Linked DNA regions of Homo sapiens: all the other regions are linked to region 1. The links are chromatin contacts, found by Hi-C or POLR2A ChIA-PET in ENCODE. All regions are on one chromosome and are shown on one strand. The core of a region is the stretch at or near the end of the contact, and the rest is flanking DNA. Distances in the headings are between cores, read along the strand shown. Region 1 holds the start of APOL3 (apolipoprotein L3). Region 2 overlaps TOM1 (target of myb1 membrane trafficking protein). Region 3 has its middle 16 kb from the start of MIR6069. Region 4 holds the start of HMOX1 (heme oxygenase 1). Region 5 holds the start of MCM5 (minichromosome maintenance complex component 5).

Region 1 (2,728 bases), core at 90-2,589:
ATTTCACTGGAGGCTATATGATCAAACAGCAAACTGTTTATCATGAATGCGGGATGTGGGTAAACTCACACTGCACCCGCCGCCAGAAGGTTTCCTGAGGGCCATCACTCCCTGGTGCTGGGCTCCTTGAAGTTATCTGTTGGGATATCTAGCACCTATTATTTGAAGGATGCAGTCTTGCAAGCCTGCTGTGAACCAAACGGCTGACTGACAATTACCTGACAATCACCCCCCCACCTTTTTCTCGTCATCTCTTTTACCTAATAAACTCAGAGAGCTTGAAAAGCTCAGAGCCCTTGTTCACTAGAAGCAAGGAACCCCCTGACCCCTTCTTCCTAATATACTCTTTTGTCTTTGTCTTTTACTCCCACATCCGCCCCCCACTTTGTTCAGTCAACCTGGGACTGTGGCCAATTACAACAGCCTAACAAAAGTGCCACAGGAGTGGAACATGGGGCAGTGGGCTCTGCTGAAGAGGATGCTAGGGGGCTTCTCAGGGGAGGAAATGCTAGATTTGCATTCTGATAGAGGAGCGTGACTTTTCCAGGTGAAGGTAGCAGGTGCTCCTGGCAGAAGAACCCACATAAGGAAGTGTCCAGAAGCCACACAGGTATGGCGTTCGACAAGAGCAGGTCTGGAACGGTGGCTCATGCTGAGGCAGGAGGATCATTTGAGGCCAGAGTTTGAAACCAACCTGGTAAAAATAGTAAGATTTCACCCCTTCAAAATCATTTTTTAAAAGTAGCCAGGCCGAGTGGCTCATGCTTGTAGTCCCAGCTACTCAGGAGGTTCATTTGAACCCTGGAATTTGAGGCTACAGTGAGCTATTATTGTGCCACCGCACTCCAGCCTGGGTGACAGAGCCAGACCCCATCTCAAAAACAAAACAAAACAAAACAACAAAATAACCCCAACAGCAATACAATCAATATGCAATAAGCGTCCACCCGGCATGTGTGATGGACTGTGGTAATGCTGATGGCATGGAGGGAGTGAGGTGGGCATCTGGGGAGTGTGGTGTTATTGGGGGTGGGGAGTAATCTGGAGGGTCTCATAGTCTTTCAGTGGTAGGTCTTTCTTCCTGAAGACACAGCAAACCCCCAACCCTAAGTATGGGAGGCAGGTGGGTTGGCCAAGAAGGACGTCTGGGGCTGCTCTTGGATCAGCAGGAGGGTGGGACCAAGGGTGCTGCTGGACCAAGGATGGGACTGGGCCAAGGGTGGGGCTGGGAAGCATCCTGTTTTGCATGTTTGATCAGGAGCTGCTGCCAAGTTGTGACTTTCACTTTCCCTTTTGGGTTCCAGGGTATATCTCAGAGCCTGGAGAACGTGTCTGGTTATTATGCAGATGCACGGCTGGAGGTGGGATCCACACAGCTCAGAACAGCTGGATCTTGCTCACACTCTTTCAAGAGAAGCTTCCTTGGTAAGTTAGGGGTGGTCTGACCTTCCCCATCTCCCCATCCTCACAGCAGCTCTATAAGAGAAGGGTCATTCACCTTTTGTAGATGAGCTCAGAGAGGTTAGGTAACTGACTGAGGTCACATCTCGGTCCATGGCAGAGCCTGAATTTGCACCCAGGTTTTAGCTGGACTTCTCCCTCCCTCTCTCTGGGCCCCCAAACAGTAGAGACAGAGGCAGAATCAGCTCAGCTGGGTTCACAAAGCTTCCTAGGGCTCAGCTCTAGTTCCAGCCTGCGTGAGACATGGCCCGGTGACCCCAGAAGGAAGGCAGATGTTGGGACTGTCCATTCCTTTAGAATATTTGGAGGAACCAGAGAAGGTGGAGGACAGGAGGTGATCCAGAGCCTGGCCTGTCCTTCTTGTGGCCTGGCCACCCTGAGGCTGGCCCCAGGGTGCTGCTGCTGAGGCCCGATGGGGACAGAGGATTTCCTTTGAGATACAAGGAACCTGGCTGGGCGCGGTGGCTCATGCCTGTAATCCCAGCACTTTGAGAGGCCGAGACGGGTAGATCACTTGAGGTTAGGAGTTCGAGACCTGCCTGGCCAATATGGAGAAACCCTGCCTCTACTAAAAATACAAAAAATTAGCTGGGCGTGGTGGCACAAGCCAGTAATCCCAGCTACTTGGGAGGCTGAGGCATGAGAATCACTTGAACCCAGGTGATGAAGGTTGCAGTGAGTCGAGATCGCACCAGTCACTCCAGCCTGAGTGCACTCCTGACAGAGTGAGACTCTGTCTCAAAAAAAAAAAAGAGAGAGAGAGCGAAAAGAGATAACAAGGAACCCAGAGGTTGTTTCACCCACCCTGACTCTGAGCACCTACTTGAGCCAGGCCCTGTGGGTAAACTGAGGCCATGGGAGATGAGTGACTCGCTGAGGGTCCCATGTCAGGAAGTTGAGCAGGTAGATCACAGGACTCCATGTCCCTGACACTCACCTGGTTCCTTTTCAGGCCTCTGGGTGATAGAGAAGAAAGAAGCTGTGCTGTTCCCTAGTGGGAAAGATGGCCCAGACAGGGGCAGTGAGAACGGCATGTTGCAGAATGGTGTCTGCCACATGATCCCAGCTTGACAATCATGAGATTAAAAGTCAAACTGTGGAAGCGTGAGCATAACTGTGGGAGCGTGAGCTTAGCCCTCTGTGTTTGTAGAAGCAGAAACAAACCTGGAAGATTTTGGATTATTAACATTATACTTTCTTGCTTCAATGTCAGAGTCAGGAGGTCAGGTGTTGACCTTCCCCCTGCCCTCCAAGAGGTGTGTGACAC
Region 2 (2,728 bases), core at 112-2,611, 850 kb after region 1:
CAGAGGTAAGGGCGGGGCAGCCGCTGACGCTGTGGCGCAGGTGCCTGAGGCTTCTGTGCCATCCGCATCTCTCAGCAGGGGCGGGGAACACTGTTTTCCCAGAAGTGTCCTTCCTGACCACACAGGGAGTTGGCCCTCTCCTCCCTGAGCTCCACCGGCAGGCCTCTCAGTGGTCCCCACCATCAGATCCTCTTCTGTCCCCAGTACCCCCTGAAAACGATGGGCACCTCTCATCTCCTGGAGGAGGGAACATCAGTGTTTCAGGAGAGGCTGTGGTTGTTTTGGAAAGGCAAGTAAGTGGCTTTTAAAGGGAAGCGGGGACATTGATAAATAAGAGAAATCCCATACCCGGCAATCAGGTGGGAGCAGAAGGACCCCCCGCCCCCACCCCGTGCATGAGTCTGATGTGACCCAAGCAGTGCAGGCAAGCTCCTGAGCCATGAGTGGCAGCAGGCAGTAGTGGGCAGAGCCAATCAGAAGACGGAGGTTTTCTGCGGGGTGGGAGGGGATATGTGGCCTAAACGAGAAAGGGGAGAGGAAGAGGAGGAGGAGACAAAATCGGGACAAGGCAGATCTGAGCAATTCCAGTACAAGACAGCTGTTGGGAGGCTGTGGGACATCTGCCCAGACCATCACTTGCCAACCCCTTCTAGGTTCCTCCAGGTTCCTCCAGGTCCAGGTGTGGACAACAGGATTGCGGTGAATCATGTGGATTTCCTTCAGATGCCCACAGGGTAGGCATATTCCATCAGGGCAGAATTTTAAACCCACAGGAACCTGGCAATATTTGCTTTGTTTTTGTTCTTCACCACAGAAGTAATTCAGCTTGCTATTTTAAGAAGGGGGAATAAAAACACGGACAGTGGTTGCCAGTTACCAAGAGAATGACAACTGATTCCCCGACCTCGGAGCTGTAACCTTCAAGGGCCTCCGGGTAGCAGCTGTGCTCTTGTCTTCCAGCTCCTGACAGAACCGGGCCCTGCAATCCTCCACCTGTCATCAGGCGGCTTTGCAGTTGTTTATGGCTGGCAAGCCTGTGGCTTCGGATCACTGGGCACCTGTGCGTCCTTACAGCAGTCTGTCCTCTCCCTATTGGGTCTGGTGCAGATACCACCTCCCTGGAGGGCTCCAGATAATCTGCCTGGCATGATGGCAAGACCCACCTGCCCCTCATGGAGATGAGGGTGGAGTGGGACGAGTCTGGCCTGACCTAACTCATAGAATGTGGGCAAAGATCCAGCCCCTCTGAGTCTCTGTTTTTGCACCCGTAAAATCAGGATAAGACTGCCTGCCTCACAGGATGTTGTGACCTTGCAGCCAGACAATGTCAGTATGACATCAGGAAAGGCTAGCAATGAGTAACCGAGCTACAATGACTATGACTTGGGCCAAGAGAAAGAATGAGTAGTCACCAAAGACACGCCACACCACGGGCAGGATCAGAGATGGGGGCCATGGTATGGTATCACCCCTTTCTTTCTTTTTTTTTTTTGAGACAGTCTCGTTCTGTCACCCAGGTTGGAGTACAGTGGCACGATCTTGGCTCACTGCAACCTCTGCCTCCCGGGTTTAAGCGATTCTCCTGCCTCAGCCTCCCGAGTAGCTGGGATTACAGGTACCTGCCAACACACCTGGCTAAGTTTTGTATTTTTAGTAGAGATGGGGCTTCACCATGTTGGTCAGGCTGGTCTCGAACTCCTGACCTCAAGTGATCCACCCGCCTTGGCCTCCCAAAGTGCTGGGATTACAGGTGTGAGCCACTGCCCACTGTGTCCGGCCAGTATCACCCCTTTCCACACCAGCCTTCTGGGAAGCAGCCTGGAGCCCGCTCGCTCCCATCCTGCACATTCCAACAGTCTCATGATCACTGAGACAGCTCTGGCTCAAGCTGCCACCTCCCCAGGCCTGCACTGTCACCTCCACGCTCTACTCAAACATAACTCCAAGCACAACTTCCTCTGTTTAAACATTGTCCATCACCCTCACTGCCTGAGGATCAAAAGCCTGAACTCTCCAGGGGCTGGCGTCAGCCACAGTCAGCTGTACCCCCTTCCTCTATGTGGCTTGCCCTCTCACGCCTCTGAGCTTCTGTCTGCAATGCCATTCCTCATTCAGTCAGGCTCATCCAGTTCACATGCTCATCTGGCACTCAGCATGCACCAGGCATGGGACTAATAAGCACGTCACACCCTCAGTCACCCGTCACCACAACCTTTAAGACAGAGGATGAATAAACTCAGGGGCATGGAGAAGGCAGCAATTTGCCTGCAGTCACACAGTTTGTGAGATGCACAGCAGATTCAAAGCCAGAGAAGTCTGGTTCTCAAGTCCATATTCATAACCACGATGCTATGTGCTTCTCAAACATTCTCAACACCTGTCCAGGCTACAGGGAGACGTCAGTGAGCAAATCCAGCAAGGTCCTGCCCCAGTGGTGGTTTACAGTCCAGTGGGAGGCCACAACTGACAATTCCAAAAGGTCGTTTCCATGGCAGGAAAGACCAGGTGCTGAGACAGTGCCAGGTGTGCTGATGAAGAGGAGGAATGAGTCAGCTGAACTCCTGAACTCCCCTTGTCTTTTTTTTTTTTTTTTGAGACGGAGTCTTGTTCTGTCGCCCAGGCTGGAGTACAGTGGTGCGATCTCGGCTCACTGCAACTTCCGTCTCCTGGGTTTAAGCAATTCTCTGCCTCAGCCCCCAAAGTAGCTGGGATTACAGGCGCCCGCCTA
Region 3 (2,728 bases), core at 138-2,637, 810 kb after region 1:
CTCACCCCCTCCTTTGTAAAATGAAGATTCTTTTTTTTTTTTTTAATTTGTATATTTTTTGAGATGGAGTCTCACTCTTGTTGCCCAGGCTGGAGTACAGTGGCGCGATTTCGGCTCACTGCAGCCTCCGCCTCCCGGGTTCAAGCGATTCTTCTGCCTCAGCCTCCCTGGTAGCTGGGATTACAGACACCCACAACCACGCCTGGCTAATTTTTGCATTTTTAGTAGAGACAGGGTTTCGCCATGTTAGCCAGGCTGGTCTTGAACTCCTGACCTCGGGTGATCCACCCACCTCGGCCTCCCAAAGTGCTGCGATTACAGGCGTGAGCCACTGCGCCTGGCTGAAGATTCATTTTTAACAGAGCTTCCAAGGGCTCCAGTGAGGGCAGGGTCCTGTGGGGAGCATGGGCAGCACCCCCATTCCTCAGTTCACCCACTTGCTTTTCCCTTTCCTAGGGGTACCCCAGGGCAGGTGCAAGGATGTCCCCGGCTTGGGTTTCGCTTCCCTCCTGCCCCTAGGCGGTCAGCTTCCTGTGCGGGCATTCAGCAGGGTGTGTGGGTGGCCGCCTCCACCCATTGGTCCCACTGAAGCTTGGGCAGTTGTTTCCCTATCGCCGCTGGTCCTGGAGGGGAGATAAACCCGGGGTCCTGCTTCCCTCTCTTGTAGATATTTGAGTTTCTTTCCTCGTATTTCTTTCCTTTTTGGAAGGAGGATTATGGAATTTGGGGGTTGATAGGGCAGAAAAGCAGAGTGCAAAGGGGCCTTACGCTCTCTTAAATCAAGCCGATTAACAGATGGGGAAACTGAGGCCCAGAGAGAGGAGAAGGCTTGCTCCAAATCAAACAGGAAGTCAGTGTCTGTGCACCGCTGGAAGCTCGGTTGGCTGACTCCTGGGCCGTGCTTGGACCTGACACAGGGGGCCCCAGGAGTCCCCACCCTCCACCCTGCACTGACTTCCCTGTGCTTGTGCGTGGGTGGGGGCTGCTTCCTCCCCGGGCAGGCTGGGCTGGCACACAGAGCCTCCTGGGCCCCTGCACCAGGTAGGGAGGCAGTACACTGGTCAGGGCAGGCCCCTCCCCTCCCTGGGCCTCCACTTCCCTGTCTGCACATTTCTCACCCGCCTCAAGAGGTCCAAGTGCCCTGCCAACCTGACTCTGACCCACTGGGGATTTGGGGCCCTGGTCAGCTTGGGTTCCTTCCCTCTGCTGGCCAGCCTGGTCCACGGTGCACAGAGGGTGCAGGGCCAGCCTGCAGCAGGGGCAGGAAGACGTCACGGGAGTCCTGAGTCAGAGGCAAGGGGTGAGGATTCGGCCCGGCGAAGCTGCTTCCTCCAGTCTCGCCCTGTACCAGGGTGGGTGGAAGTGAAACCTGCCAGCTTACCCGCTTGGGTCTGCTCTGAAAAAACAAGCGGACATGGGGACCAGGAGAGCAGCCCCAGCCCAGCTCCCAGCACCTGTATCTCCCTCCACTCTGCCGGCACCCCTGCTCGCTCCTGGTCCCATGGCTAATCCTTGGATCTAAGGCTAGGCTGCCCTAGGATGAATCTAGCCACCCTCAAACTCCCACTAGGGCAGGGGGCAGGGGGCAGGGAGTGGAGGCGGGTGTTTCATGTGGCAGCCCCTCTGAAGACACTGTGGCCACCTGCGAAAGAGCAGTGTGTCTGGGAGAATGGACCCAGGGCCTAGAGGGCAGCAGAGGGCAATACAGGGCTGCTTCGTCCCTTTGAATTCATACGTTGAATCTCTAATCCCTAGTATATCAGAATGCGATTGTATTTGGAGGTAGGACCTTTAAAGAAGTGCCAGGCACTGTGGCTCACACCTGTAATCCCAGCACTTTGGGAGGCCGAGGCGGGTGAATCACACGAGGTTGGGAGTTCGAGACCAGCCTGGCCAACATGGAGAAAACCCGTCTCTACTAAAAATACAAAATTAGCCAGGTGTGATGGCGCATGCCTGTAATCTCAGCTACTCAGGAGGCTGAGGCAGGATAATTGCTTGAACTGGGAGGCGGAGGTTGCAGTAAGCCGAGATCGCGCCATTGCACTCCAGCCTGGGCAACAAGAGTGAAACTCTGTCTCAAAAAAAAAAAAAAAAAAAGTGATTAAGGTACAATAGGTACAATAGATCATTAGGTGGACTCTAATCCTTGATGAATGCTGTCCTTATAAAAATGGGACTTTTGAACATAGAGAGATGCAGAGGGGATATGATGTGAGGCCCCAGGGAGAAGATGACCATATACAGCCACGGAGGGGCCGGAAGGAACCAACTGAACAGATGGAGTCCACGTCCTTGATGTTGAACTTCAGCCTCTAGAACTGTGAGAAAGAAGATTTCTGTGTCTAGGGGCCTGTCTGTGGGGCAGGGTGGTGGCGGTCCACGCGGAGAGGGTGGGAGGCACTGGCAGGACGGGGCAGTGGTGGCAACAGAGATTGGTTTCTGCGGGGATGGGGGGAGAGAAGGAATGAAGGACGGCGGGAAGCAGGTTTCTCACTGCTGGAGAAGGGAATTAGACATAGGGGAAGGGCGGAAAAGAGAAGGAATCTGTGGTAGAGCTGGAGTTACTGGGCGAGCTCATGATTTGTCTACACGTGGAGACAGAAACGGCAATGCACACGGATCTGAGCGTGTCGGCTGAGAAGGCGCGGGAGCAGGGGGCCCCAGCAACGGCACACCGGGGCTCTGTAAAGAGAGGGAGGGGACCGGGCTCACTTTTGCCCACCCA
Region 4 (2,728 bases), core at 92-2,591, 780 kb after region 1:
GAGGTTGCAGTGAGCCGAGATCGCGCCACTGCACTCCAGCCTGGGCAACAGAGCAACACTCCATCTCAAAAAAAGAAAAGCAAAAAAGCAAAAAAACAAAAAAACAAAAAACAAAAAACAAATTCAGGCTGGGCATGGTGGCTCTCGCAGCTTTGTAAACACTCTTCAGTCATTAAAACACTAAATAATACAGTCCCCCAAACCAAGGGGGAAATCCTGGTACAGGTAGTTCGCAGTGGAGAGGAGGAGGAGGTACAGCATAACCCAGGAAGAAGCAGCAGCCCCATGAACCGGCATCTCCAAGTTTGTAATTGCTTTGATTGGCTTTTAGACCCAATATTTAATTCAGTTATTTTGTTAAAGTTCCAGATGCAAATCTCATGACCCCCTATCATGTTATGCTCATCATGAAGGCGTCAGGGTTAAAAAGCCTGAGAAAGTCTGCTTTAGTCAAAGAAAAAGTCTTTCTGGGAGTATTTCTGTCATGGGTCCGTATCCCTGCCTCCCCACAGAATTGTCATTTTTCCCTTTTCTCCTGCCCTGCTTCCCTGTTCTACAACACAGCTGGTCAAAGTCTCAGGAGAAATGGCACATGTCTGTAAGTCCCAGCTACTCTGGAGGCTGAGGTGGGAGGATGCTTAAGCCCAGGAGTTAAAAAAAAAAATACTAACAAATTATTGAAAGAAGGGAATGAGTGAGACCTGGAGGTGGGCAGACCAAGGTTCAAGGCCCAGTTCTGACACCAGCTAACTGAGCACTCTTGGGCATGTCGCCTCCCTGAACTGGGCTATCTGTGAGACATGGAACACCGCAGCCAGGGTGATGTCTGGCTCAGGTCCTCCGTAGCTAGTGAGGGACAGATGCCACCAAGAGAACCAAGCATGCTCCCCCAGGCTGGCAGAGCCCCAGAGATCTAGATTCAGCAGAGAGCAACTCCAAACACACCTCGAAAGTAGGATTAAAAAAAAAATTGGCTACCTCAAAGACTGGATACTCTAGGGACACTCCCATCTTGGTCACCAACCGCATACCAGGGTGCCAGGCATGTAAATTACCGTTCCTCCCTCCAACTACCCTACGGGCACAGGCAGGATCAGAACCCCGCACCTCCTGACTCCAGAGCCCAAGTTTCTGGCTCCTGGGCTCTGTCGCTGTGTGGCAGTGTCCCGGGGTGGGGCTAGGACGCAAGCAGGGTTGGGAGAGAAAGGCGCCCGTCCCGCGTCCCGCGCCCCGCGCTTGCCTGTCGGGTTGCGGACGCTCCATCCGGCCGGTGCTGGGCTCGTTCGTGCTGGCTCCGCGGGCGGCGGCTGCGCTGAGGACGCTCGAGAGGAGGCAGGCGTTGACTGCCGGAGCCGCGGCCGGTCACATTTATGCTCGGCGGGTCACGTGGGCCAGGCGGAACAGCTGATGCCCACTTTCTGGCCGGGCGTTGCAACACCCGCAGGGGCCCGCGCCCAGCCCGCCCCGGGCCAGTGTGGGGTGGAGAGGAGCAGTCATATGACCCTTGGGAAACAAAGTCTGGCCATAGGACTTTTAGAGAAAACACACACACACACACACACACACACACATACACACACACACACACACACACACACACACAAAACCTTTAAGGAAATCTGAGAAGCTGCAGGCTCTGGGTGTGATTTTGCTCCTTCCAGAGCCCCCCCTTCTGCTCCCTGTCCCCTTGGGACTTGATGCACCCCAGGCGTCCCAGAAGGTTCCAGAAAGCTGGGAGGCAGCGCTGCTCAGAGCAATAGCCTGGTGGGCAACATCAGGAACTTAGCAACCCCAGGCTCTGCTGTCTCCAGCTCCCTAAAATGTCACCTGCTGGAATCCTCTGCTGACTGCTTGCCTCCTCACACCCTCTTTAAATGTACATTTAGGATCTGTTTTTTGAGTTCCTGTCAAAAAACAGAGACTCTAGTATTTTCATGGTTCATCCCTACAACTGACCTGTGAGGGTAGATCGCTTCTATTTTACAGATGGGGAAACCGAGGCTCAGAGGGGTGCAGTGGTGTCACACATAAAGCAGGATGCCAGTGTCCAAACCCAGGGAGGAGACTAAGTCCCCGCCTGCCTCCTCCACACTCTGGCAGCACCTGGTATCCGCCTGGACTGGGACACCTGTCATACAAACTGCTTCCCTGCTGGAATGCGTGGGACACTCTTCCAGGCACATTCAGGTCTGACTTATACTCAGTGCCTGCTCAGGGCCCAGAGCAGAGCTGGCCCTTGCTGATCGCCTATTGAATCAATTCTGCATGAGGTGGACTCCTTAGAACTCGGGGGAAATAGGGTCACTGGGTGAACCCAGAGGACAAAACGAATGGACCAGATGATTCATACAGTCCTTTCCCAATACTGTGATTCTCATTCTAAGATTTTTTTTTTAAGATGGCTTTCAGGCCTGGCATGGTAGCTCACACCTGTAGTCCCAGTACTTTGGGAGGTTGAGGTGGGAAGAGCGCTTTGAGCCCAGTCGAGGTGGGAAGATTGCTTTGAGTTCGAGACTGGCCTGGGCAACATAGGGAGACCCTGTCTCTACAAAATATAAAATAAATTAGCTGGGCATGGTGGCACATGCCTGTGGTCCCAGCTACTTGGGAGGCTGAGGCTGGAGGTTCACTTGAGCCTGGGATGTAGAGGCTGGAGTGAGCTGTGACCACGCTACTGTATTCTAACCTGGGCAACAGAACAAGACGCTGTCCCTCAAAAAAAAAAAAA
Region 5 (2,728 bases), core at 107-2,606, 760 kb after region 1:
TCTCATGATGTCACAGGTCGTACAATCACCTAGAAGCAGGAGCCAGGTCCAGCTTCAGTGCTGCAGCCCAGCACCCAGAACAGTATCTGGCAGGCAGCAGGTGCTCAATCAATGAAGGTGCAAGACTGGTATAAATAAATGAATGAGCGAAGTGAAGTGAATCCTAACTGCCATCTTCACCTTTTACACCTACAGGGAACTTGAGTTTGTAAGGTCTCAGACATGACATGGAAGGATGATAGGAAGCAGATGAACAGGAACAAGATCTGGATAAAGAACTAAACGGTCCAAGTGGCGCTAGCTGGTTGCTGGTGGCCCACTCAACAGGTGACTCACCCAGAAGTTAACTCCAGGTACAGATAAAATACACAAAGCAGGCCGGGCACGGTGGCTCACGCCTGTAATCCCAGCACTTTGGGAGACTGAGGCGGGTGGATCACTTGAGGTCAGGAGTTCGAGAGCAGCCTGGCGAACATGGCGAAACCCCATCTCTACTAAAATTACAAAAAATTATCCGGGCGTGGTGATGGCGGGGGTAGTCCCACCTACTCGGGAGGCTGAGGCACAAGAATCGCTTGAACCCGGGAAGCGGAGGTTGCAGTGAGCCGAGATCGTGCCACTGCACTCCAGCCTGGCGACAGAGCGAGACTCCGTCTCAAAATAATAAACAAATACGTTAATAATAAAATAAAATAAAATAAAGTAAAACAAAATACACAAAGCCTTATACCAAGGCGTGAGGCTGCCGGGATGAGCCCTGTGACCCAGGACCGGCTCTTTCCCCCGTCTGGGCCCATCTGTGCCCTGACTGTCCAGGACTCTAGCAGGCTGGTAGAGGCGTGTGAGCGGCCACACTGGAACTCGAGCCCCCGGCCCCGCAGGAGCCGCACCTGTATTTGAAGGTGAAGCCCGTGCGGTCGGTGCCCACTCGGTACTGCCGCAGGAACTCCTTGAAGCGCCTCTGCAGCTGCGATTTGCGGGCCTGCCCCTCGTCGGCCTGGGCGTCGCCCCCGAAGCTGTCGCTGTAGAAAATGCCAGGATCGTCGAATCCCGACATGACTGCGCCTGGGGTGGGAACAAACGGCCAGAACAGGCTGGGGGCAGCGCCTGGCACCTCCTCCCCTCCGACGCCTGGGTCCCTGCCCTGAGTCCGGAGCAGGGGGACCCCCGGCCGCGCTCCCGGACTCCAACCCCAGTTCCCGAGAAACTCCTGTCCCACTCCAACTACACCCGGAAATCCAGATGCCTGCTGGCTCCCAGTCCCAGTCCCACTCCCACTAGCCTCACCTCTGGTTTTCCGCACTTCACAAACCAGGGGAGACAAGAACCTCCACGCTCAGCCGCCGAGTTTCGCGGGAAAAACAAGAGGCGGTGTTCGGACGCCGCAGCCGCTGCGCTCCCATTGGTTCGCCGGAGCCTCGCGGCCAGCGATTGGACCGTTCTGAGCCCTCCAGCCCCGCCGCCCGGACTGTCTGCCGAAGATGATTGGCTGCAAAGTGCATGACCTCGCCTCCTTCCGGGCTCCATTTTGTGTGCGGAACAATTTGGCGCGAAACTTCTGGCTGGGAAGGAAGTGGCGGCGCAGGACGGGGCGGACGCAAAGATGGCGGAGGGGCGGGCGCGCGGAGGACGCCTTTAGGTGGTTTCTTTTTTATTTTCTTGGTTTTTTTTTTTTTTTCCTGACGCATGGTCTCGTTGTGTTGCCGGGGATGGAGTGCAGTGGCTGGATCACGGCTTACTGTAGCCTCAACCTCTTGGGCTCAAGCAATCCTTCCGCCTCAGCCTCCCTTGTAGCGGGGACCACAGGTGTACGTGATTTTCTTAAAATATTTCATAAAGACGGAGTCTCACCATCTTGCCCAGGTCTCGAAACTCTACTCTCAAGCGACCCGCCTGCCTTGACGTCCCAAAGCACTGGGATTACTGGCGTGAGCTACCCGGCCAGGCCTGCGTGCTTTTCTTAAGCCTTCTTTTAAAGTCCTATGAAAAAAAATGACCCTTTTCATAGCCATAGGGAGAAAAAACTAGAAGTTCAGAAATGATTGGGTCCAGGTGCCCATTTTGCATTGGGAGACTGTGCCCTGTGGAGTATTCGCTTCCCGGTCGTGGGGCCCGTTCTCTGGGCCTGAGGCTCTGAGGAGCCCCTGTCCTCCAGCTGGTGGCAGGACAGGGCGATTACCGCGCGGCTCACCCGCGTCCCCGACCCGGGTTCTCGCACCCTAACACACTGCTTTTATTTGTTTATTTATTTGTTGAGAGGGAGTCTCACTCTGTCCCCCAGGATGGAGTGCAGTGGCTCAATCTCGGCTCACTGCAACTTCTGCCTCCCCGGTTCAAGCGATTCTCCTGCCTCAGCCTCCCAACTAGCTGGGACTACAGGCAGGCGCCACCATGCTCAGCTAATTTTTGTATTTTTAGTGGAGACAGGGTTTCACCATGTTGCCCACACTGGTCTCGAACTTCTGGCCTCAAGTGATCCACTCGCTTCGGCCTCCCAAAGTGCTGGAATTACAGGCGTGAGCCACCATGCCCAGACCGGCCTCATTCTGTTTAACAGCTGCTTAATTTTCTGTAGTATGGTGACAAAGACTCTCCTTGACCAAACTCTAGCCAGGTTCCTCTGGGCTCCCTTCACTTCTAAGCCTCAACCTTGATCTATAGGCACTGTGGCTCATGCCTGTAATCCTAGCACTTCAGGAGACCAAGATGAGAGGATCCCTTGAGTCCA

What was found. Hi-C counts contacts between places; a loop is a spot of excess contacts on that map. ChIA-PET counts read pairs that join two places held with the same protein, here RNA polymerase II (POLR2A). Pooled maps may share reads with other maps.
Region 2: a loop to region 1 is called in a pooled map, with 3 times the contacts of the local background. The contact joins the enhancer-like site here to the promoter of APOL3 in region 1. A Hi-C loop is called at or near these places in 3 of 37 single-sample maps with no recorded cell type and 6 of 50 pooled maps. POLR2A ChIA-PET finds 5 or more read pairs at or near these places in 3 of 52 experiments (CD4-positive, alpha-beta T cell, PC-9 and activated CD4-positive, alpha-beta T cell).
Region 3: a map of B cell shows a loop between it and region 1 (7-fold over the local background). The contact joins the enhancer-like site here to the promoter of APOL3 in region 1. A Hi-C loop is called at or near these places in 1 of 168 maps with a recorded cell type or tissue (B cell), 2 of 37 single-sample maps with no recorded cell type and 3 of 50 pooled maps. POLR2A ChIA-PET finds 5 or more read pairs at or near these places in 2 of 52 experiments (HepG2 and activated B cell).
Region 4: a loop to region 1 is called in a pooled map, with 2.8 times the contacts of the local background. The contact joins the promoter of HMOX1 here to the promoter of APOL3 in region 1. A Hi-C loop is called at or near these places in 3 of 37 single-sample maps with no recorded cell type and 4 of 50 pooled maps. POLR2A ChIA-PET finds 5 or more read pairs at or near these places in 1 of 52 experiments (B cell).
Region 5: a loop to region 1 is called in a pooled map, with 4 times the contacts of the local background. The contact joins the promoter of MCM5 here to the promoter of APOL3 in region 1. A Hi-C loop is called at or near these places in 2 of 37 single-sample maps with no recorded cell type and 2 of 50 pooled maps. POLR2A ChIA-PET finds 5 or more read pairs at or near these places in 1 of 52 experiments (B cell).

What each region holds. Positions count from the first base shown.
Region 1 is chr22:36,159,366-36,162,093 of GRCh38, reverse strand. It overlaps APOL3 (apolipoprotein L3), which reads left to right and starts at 1,339. Exons shown (of 4, transcript NM_145639.2): 1 at 1,339-1,425. RefSeq lists an enhancer at 1-420.
Region 2 is chr22:35,312,109-35,314,836 of GRCh38, reverse strand. All of the region lies in intron 1 of TOM1 (target of myb1 membrane trafficking protein), which reads right to left. Among named protein-coding and RNA genes, the nearest start is that of TOM1, 14 kb to the right of the region's middle. RefSeq lists an enhancer at 887-986. Within about 2 kb of position 1,361, at least 23 of the 41 ENCODE cell types and tissues checked have a DNase peak (open chromatin) inside an H3K27ac peak, as active enhancers do; they include PC-9, where a contact is called at or near this core.
Region 3 is chr22:35,351,295-35,354,022 of GRCh38, reverse strand. No RefSeq gene overlaps it. Among named protein-coding and RNA genes, the nearest start is that of MIR6069, 16 kb to the right of the region's middle. RefSeq lists enhancers at 846-905, 1,406-1,545, 849-1,724, 2,542-2,728. Within about 2 kb of position 1,387, at least 25 of the 41 ENCODE cell types and tissues checked have a DNase peak (open chromatin) inside an H3K27ac peak, as active enhancers do; they include B cell, where a contact is called at or near this core.
Region 4 is chr22:35,379,709-35,382,436 of GRCh38, reverse strand. It overlaps HMOX1 (heme oxygenase 1), which reads right to left and starts at 1,341. Exons shown (of 5, transcript NM_002133.3): 1 at 1,241-1,341. The coding sequence starts at 1,263. RefSeq lists silencers at 1,071-1,240, 1,541-1,620.
Region 5 is chr22:35,398,768-35,401,495 of GRCh38, reverse strand. It overlaps MCM5 (minichromosome maintenance complex component 5), which reads right to left and starts at 1,356. Exons shown (of 17, transcript NM_006739.4): 1 at 1,288-1,356; 2 at 891-1,065. The coding sequence starts at 1,057. RefSeq lists enhancers at 1,592-1,751, 1,762-1,811.